Linked DNA regions of Homo sapiens: region 2 is linked to region 1. Evidence: chromatin contacts called from ENCODE Hi-C or POLR2A ChIA-PET data. All regions are on one chromosome and are shown on one strand. Each heading gives the region's core, a stretch centred on a gene start or an enhancer-like site at or near the end of the contact. The rest is flanking DNA. Distances are from core to core; before and after follow the strand shown. Region 1 holds the start of RAB27A (RAB27A, member RAS oncogene family). Region 2 holds the start of DNAAF4-CCPG1 (DNAAF4-CCPG1 readthrough (NMD candidate)).

Region 1 (3,009 bases), core at 371-2,870:
TTCAAGCGATTCTCCTGCCCTCAGCCTCCTAAGTAGCTGAGACTACAGGCGCGTGCCACGACGCCCTGCTAATTTTTTGTATTTTTAGTAGAGACGGGGTTTCACCGTGTTAGCCAGGATGGTCTCGATCTCCTGACTTCGTGATCTGCCGGCCTCGGGCTCCCAAAGTGCTGGGATTACAGGCGTGAGCCACCTAACCCGGCCTTTTTCTCTCTTAACCTCACCAACAGTCTGATGGCCCTTCTCTCACACGGGAAGAGCTCTTGAAGTTATCAACCTGTTAGGACATTTGTTATCTCTAAACCCGAGTTTACTGTGTTATGTTTGCCTGGAAATGTTATATCAAATGTATGAAATTGCCAACTGTTTGTAATTTCATATGGTTCATCCTATATGTGATTTTGTAAATTGGACCCACCTGAGAAGCTAACTGCTGTAATGCCAACTGTGAGTAGCTACAGACTGGAAAGGTGATGGAGTTGACCGGGTGGGCCTGCGACAGCTGGAATTTGCGGTGGAGGTAGACACAAGTCAGCGAGACGGCTTAGAAGGCAGAAGGGAAGCTGAACTAAGGCTTCTCAACATTTTACTCTGCTTAGAAGTGGAAACATTTGGTTCAAAGGGCCTTTGCCTTAGACTCCATAGGGACAGGCCCAAGGGCTGCTGTTCACACCTCCTGGCCACTGAGAGGGATGAACTTGGCTGCCTCTGAGTGGGAACCACGAGGTCTGACCCCCTACGCAGTCCCAGGTTCACTACCCCGCAGGCCGGAGCGACACCGTTGGCGCTGGGAGAAGAGAGCCGCTGGGTGGCAGCAAAGGCGCGCAGGTTTCTTCCGACAGAGGCGGTTCCTTAACATACTGTAGTTTTCTTCTTTTTAAACTCATTGCTCTAACACTCTTAGAAATTTACAGTGGTTTTATATTCTTGAATTACACAGTGTGAGCAGAGACTCCGTTTGCCATTTCCTCCCGGAATTACATTGATTTTTTTCCTGCGAAATTTTTTACTTATTTTTCTCCCATGTTATTTCCAGGAATCCTGGGCATTCCCTTGCCCCGGAAACGCCGTGTCCAGGCCGACCTAAGCCAGGAGCCGCAGGGGCGGGAAGCCGGGGGCAGGGCCGGGCCTGGGACGCCGCCTCAGGAGCCGCGCGGACTCGGGAACCTCGGGCGGGGCCGGCGTGAGTACGCCCGGCACCTCCGGCTGCTACGGTGGCGACCGCGAACTGATGCCGTGGAAAACACCCTTAGAACATGGCTTTTTGGGGAGGTGAATAGGGGAGAGTCCCCAAACGACACCTCGCCGCGCACCGGTCCTTGGTGCAGTTTGTAAATGTCCCTCCTGTGTCCCAAAACGAAAACACTCCTATATTTTGTAGCGCCTTCCAGAATGGGGCAGCGGAAACTAGTGTTGGGACAAAGGAGGCGAGCGGGGCCTTTTCGGGGCTCACAGAGGACCCCTCGGAGGCGCGGCCGCCGGGGAGAGCGCGACAGCACCCCGCCCCCCGCCAGCCGGGCGGGGGCCGCTCCCGAGGTGACAGGAGAAGGCGGGAGGTGGAGGAGAGAAGGTCCCGCCCCACCTCGCTCTCCTTTACGGGAAGTGATGTGGGGCCAGGCGGAAAATACCCGCCAACGACCCAAAAAAGGCCGGCGGCGGGTGGACGCGGCGCGCGAGGACCCGAGCCAGGCGGGGACAGGACGGCGGGGCGAGCCAGGTGAGGGGGCCTGAGGAGCGGGAGGCGCGCGGCGGGTCCGGTCCCTCCGGGAGGGCCGAGCGAGGCGTCCCCCTGGGGCCGTCCTAGGGCTGGGGTCCGAGTGCGCCGCCCTTCCTCCCCGCCTCCAGGCGCCCGAGCCCGCCTGAAGAGTGGCTTCTCTCCCAGGCCCTCAGCGCAGACCCCAGTGATGACAACTGCCTGGTGCTGGCCAGGTGCGGTCCCAGGTCCGGCCAGGGTCTCAGATCGCCTCCGGGTTGCATCCAGGTGGGAGGATGCCCATCAGGGGTAGGAAACTTTCCAGGAGGGAAAGGAGGAAAGTCCCCGACCTCCCGCACGCCCCCCGGTTCATTCCTCCCTCTTTTGCTTTCAGTTTAACTGTTTAACCTGGTTGCCCTCCGGTTGGTGAGGGTCTGGACTGCAGACTAGCTGCGAGGGAGGGGCTCTCTCTTCTCCTGTCAGTTAGACTGAAAACTACCTGGCAGCCAGGCCCTCCGGTCGGGACTGGTGGTGGTGCAGATATGATGACAGGCTTTGGTAACTATTGCCAAAGCCTGTCTCTGTCCCAATAGATCACCAGTTCAGCAAAGTCAGGCCTGAAGCGAAGGGAGTCTTGTGAGCCCTGGACTGAGGAGCCTTCCCAGCCTTTCCGCTCCTGCTGGCCACCTGGGCCCACATGGCCTCAGGGTCTTCTGCCACAGGGTCCTTACCCCTACAGCTTAACAGCTGTTCTTTCCTTCTGGATGGATTCTCACATTTTATGGTTGGTTGATCAGTCAGATGTTGGAATTGGGGGTAGAGGGATTATAGAGTTGTGTGTGCTATTTAAGTTTTCTGTAATCATTGCTAATTAAATTTGTTGATTCTCCACTCACTGTTCTTGTTCTTTTTTTTTTTTCGGCCTTAAAAACTTGCTTTAGAGGGAAAATACAATCTGGAAAACAGTTTCTGCAGATGGTTAGAAGTGAAGAAAGGTTAATATAATGCTGAAGGAACTTGACTGAGGATCATTATTTTCTGTATTTTATGTTGGTTTATGTTGTTTTATGTTTTCATTCCTACTTTTTTCTTCCTTCCTTTCTACCATTCTCTCTTCCTCCCTCCCTCCCTTTTTTCTTCCTTCCTTAATTTCTGTGACGTGCCTTGATTTTTAATTTCGTTGAAGTATATTTAATCTATTTTTCCTTTTTTTTCTTTTGAGACAGAGTCTCACTCTGTCGCCCAGGTAGGAATGCGGTGGCATGATCTTGGCTCACAGCAACCTCCGCTTCCTGGGTTGAAGTGATTCTTTTGCT
Region 2 (3,009 bases), core at 1-2,500, 210 kb before region 1:
TCCTTAAATATGTAGAATAAGACTACATAATCTTCAAGCTTCTCTGCAGCACTTAAGTTCAGATTCTACTTAAGCACTTACGGAATGTGTCAGTGTAATTCCAATTTACCCTATTCCAGATTTGTAGCAAAGCATTTGTCAGATGAATCATAGGGTGGTTTCTCTTCAGTTTTCAAACTTTGGAGCAAAACCTATATAGGTGCTTTTGGCGGCCTTACAGTTAATAGGATTTGCAGGATACAATAGTTTTAGACAAGCTCCTGGTATGTGTTGTGAACAAACGTTTTCTGAAGAGGAATTTGGAGCAAAGCAACTATTTCAGGGAACAGTTTGCAAACTGGGGAGTTGAAGCCTTAGGTGTAAAACAAAGGTGCATTCCAGAGAACAAAGGGAGGGTTTGGGTTTTACAGCAAAAGTTTCTGCCCAGGTTCCCAGTCAGGTTCGTTTATACAAATGAACGATTGAACCGCACTTAGTTCTGATTGGTTGATACAGCTGAGCCCTGATTGGTTGAGGCAGGTGAGCCCTATAAGACCCAACACTCAACAGAGGTGTGGGTTTGGGGAGAACGCAGAGTCCATGTGTGACCTCTAGTAGGTAAATGACCACGTGTCTCTATTTTAAATTTAGACCCAGTTAGCCGCTCTGGATGTTGACGGATTGGCTCTTTCAGGTTCACATTTGTTCACAGTCTGTATGACCAAGAAATTTGCAAAACAGAACAACTAGCGCTAACTCTTAATAGCCTCAGTCAGAATAAACAGACAAGACACTGCACCAAGGGCGTATGGGCATTGCACCTGCTCCTCATGGGCTGCTTTCCCGAGCCTTATGCCCACAGCCCTCCTTAGCATTATCGCATTATGAGGCTGGAAGTGCTTTTTTTTTTCTTTCTTTCTTTTTCTTTTCTTTTTTTTTTTTTGAGACGGAGTTTCGCTCTTGTTTCCCAGGCTGGAGTGCAATGGCGCGATTTCGGCTCACTGCGACCCCTGCCTCCCGGGTTCAAGCGATTCTGCTGCCTCAGCCTCAGCCTCCAGAGTAGCTGAGATTACAGGCATGCACCACCACGCCCGGCTAATTTTGTATTTTTAGTAGAGGCGGGGTTTCTCCATGTTGGTCAGGCTGGTCTCGAACTCCCAACCTCAGGTGATCCGCCCGCCTCGGCCTCCCAAAGTTCTGGGATTACAGGCGTGAGCTAGCGCGCCCGACCCACAGAGTGCTTTTTTTTTTTTTTTTTTTTCTCAAGCAGAGGGTATGGGTCTACTTCTTTGAACATTCGCTCAGATCGTAAGGTAACCCCAAGAATCGGCATCACTCTCTGGTCTGGGCGCCTGGATAGTCACGCATGGAGTCCGCGAGGTGCTGGCGCCGGAGCACGCTGGGAACGCCGGGCTCCCGGCCGGCCTGACCCGGAAGGGCTGGCGCATGGTAACCCCAGCTTCCCTAGCAACCAAGCAGGCGCAAGAAGCAACCAGCCGCGCTATCCGCTCCCGTTGCTACCGGAATGCCTCTTCAGGTTAGCGATTACAGCTGGCAGCAGACGAAGACTGCGGTCTTTCTGTCTCTGCCCCTCAAAGGCGTGTGCGTCAGAGACACGGACGTGTTCTGCACGGAAAACTATCTGAAGGTAAGAATGCAAGTCTTGCCTGCCGGTCTCCGGGGGTGTGGTCCGAAGCTTCTGCAAGAGCGCAGCTGGGCACGAGCAACAGGCTCATCTTTGCCGATAAACGTCCTAAATTTTTAATCCTATTAAAAAAATGAATCCCATACAGGTAACACACCATCTGTAGACAGATAATCAGATCAGAGACTACTTTTATCCAGGGCTTCCTCATATGCCTTGCTAATCTTTCACTACCTGGCATAAATTTAGTGGGCCTTTTAGAAAGTTATTTTACCTTTTTCACGTGTTTCTTAATACGCGTGCTTAATTTGTGTAACTAACTTAGTTTCTGTTTTCACCCTTCTGCATAGGTCAACTTTCCTCCATTTTTATTTGAGGCATTTCTTTATGCTCCCATAGACGATGAGAGCAGCAAAGCAAAGATTGGGAATGACACCATTGTCTTCACCTTGTATAAAAAAGAAGCGGCCATGTGGGAGACCCTTTCTGTGACGGGTGGTAAGTTCTTTATTAAAAGATGTTCATCTGGTTGTACCTTTTCGGTTTCAGACCTTTTAAAAAATTTTATTTTGAAGCACCTATATTGTGTAGGGGAAGATAGATTTTTTTTTTTTAAGAGTCTTGCTCTGTCGCCCAGGCTGGAGTGCAGTGACATGATCTCGGCTTACTGCAACCTCTGCCCCCGGGGTTCAAGGGATTCTCCTACCTCAGCCTCTCAAGTAGCTGGGATTATAGGTGTCCGCCACCACGCCCGGCTAAATTTTTTTGTATTTTTGGTAGAGCGTTTTGCCATGTTGGCCAGGCTGGTCTCACACTCCTGACCGGTCATTAAGTGATCCACCCGCCTTGACCTCCCAAAGTGCTGGGATTACGGGTGCGAGCCACCACACCCGGCCAGATAGACTTTCCTTTTACTCTCCAAGGTTCAATAGCTGGGTCTATAAAATAAACTAACAACAGAAGGATTGACAGAAGAAAATGTATAGAAATTTATGAATTTTTAATATTAGTGCTTGAGGGCATCACAGGGAAAAAAGTGAATACCCCCCAAGCGGTGAGATTTGAGAGTTTAGGGACTGTCTTAATAGGGGAAGGGGGAGGGGATGTAGGCCGCTTAGAACAGGAAATGATTTTTAGGAAAGATGAATGGATCCTTAGAAGAATAGATAGGAAATGTGATAGCTTTTAACAAAATTTGTCAGAGTGTGGTGTTGACTTGTAGTTTCCTTTTCTGGGAGAATAGTCAATATTCCCTGGTTAATGAAACTCCAGGGGAAGAGATTTATGACACTTGGGTTCCTTTGGAAAATCTGTTTTTAGGCAGATAAGAGGAGTTCTGGCAAAACCTCTCCCTGCATTTGCTGCTTTCAAGTGCCTTTAACTCA

The links. A loop is a pair of places that touch in the nucleus more often than their neighbours do. ChIA-PET counts read pairs that join two places held with the same protein, here RNA polymerase II (POLR2A). Pooled maps may share reads with other maps.
Region 2: a loop to region 1 is called in a pooled map, with 4 times the contacts of the local background. The contact joins the promoter of DNAAF4-CCPG1 here to the promoter of RAB27A in region 1. A Hi-C loop is called at or near these places in 1 of 37 single-sample maps with no recorded cell type and 6 of 50 pooled maps. POLR2A ChIA-PET finds 5 or more read pairs at or near these places in 2 of 52 experiments (activated CD8-positive, alpha-beta memory T cell and activated naive CD4-positive, alpha-beta T cell).

The regions. Positions count from the first base shown.
Region 1 is chr15:55,288,424-55,291,432 of GRCh38, reverse strand. RAB27A (RAB27A, member RAS oncogene family) reads left to right here and starts at 1,620. Exons shown (of 7, transcript NM_183235.3): 1 at 1,620-1,717. RefSeq lists an enhancer at 1,153-1,302 and a silencer at 1,403-1,932.
Region 2 is chr15:55,496,825-55,499,833 of GRCh38, reverse strand. DNAAF4-CCPG1 (DNAAF4-CCPG1 readthrough (NMD candidate)) reads left to right here and starts at 1,250. Exons shown (of 16, transcript NR_037923.1): 1 at 1,250-1,627; 2 at 1,975-2,122. DNAAF4 (dynein axonemal assembly factor 4) reads left to right here. Exons shown (of 10, transcript NM_130810.4): 2 at 1,250-1,627; 3 at 1,975-2,122. The coding sequence starts at 1,505.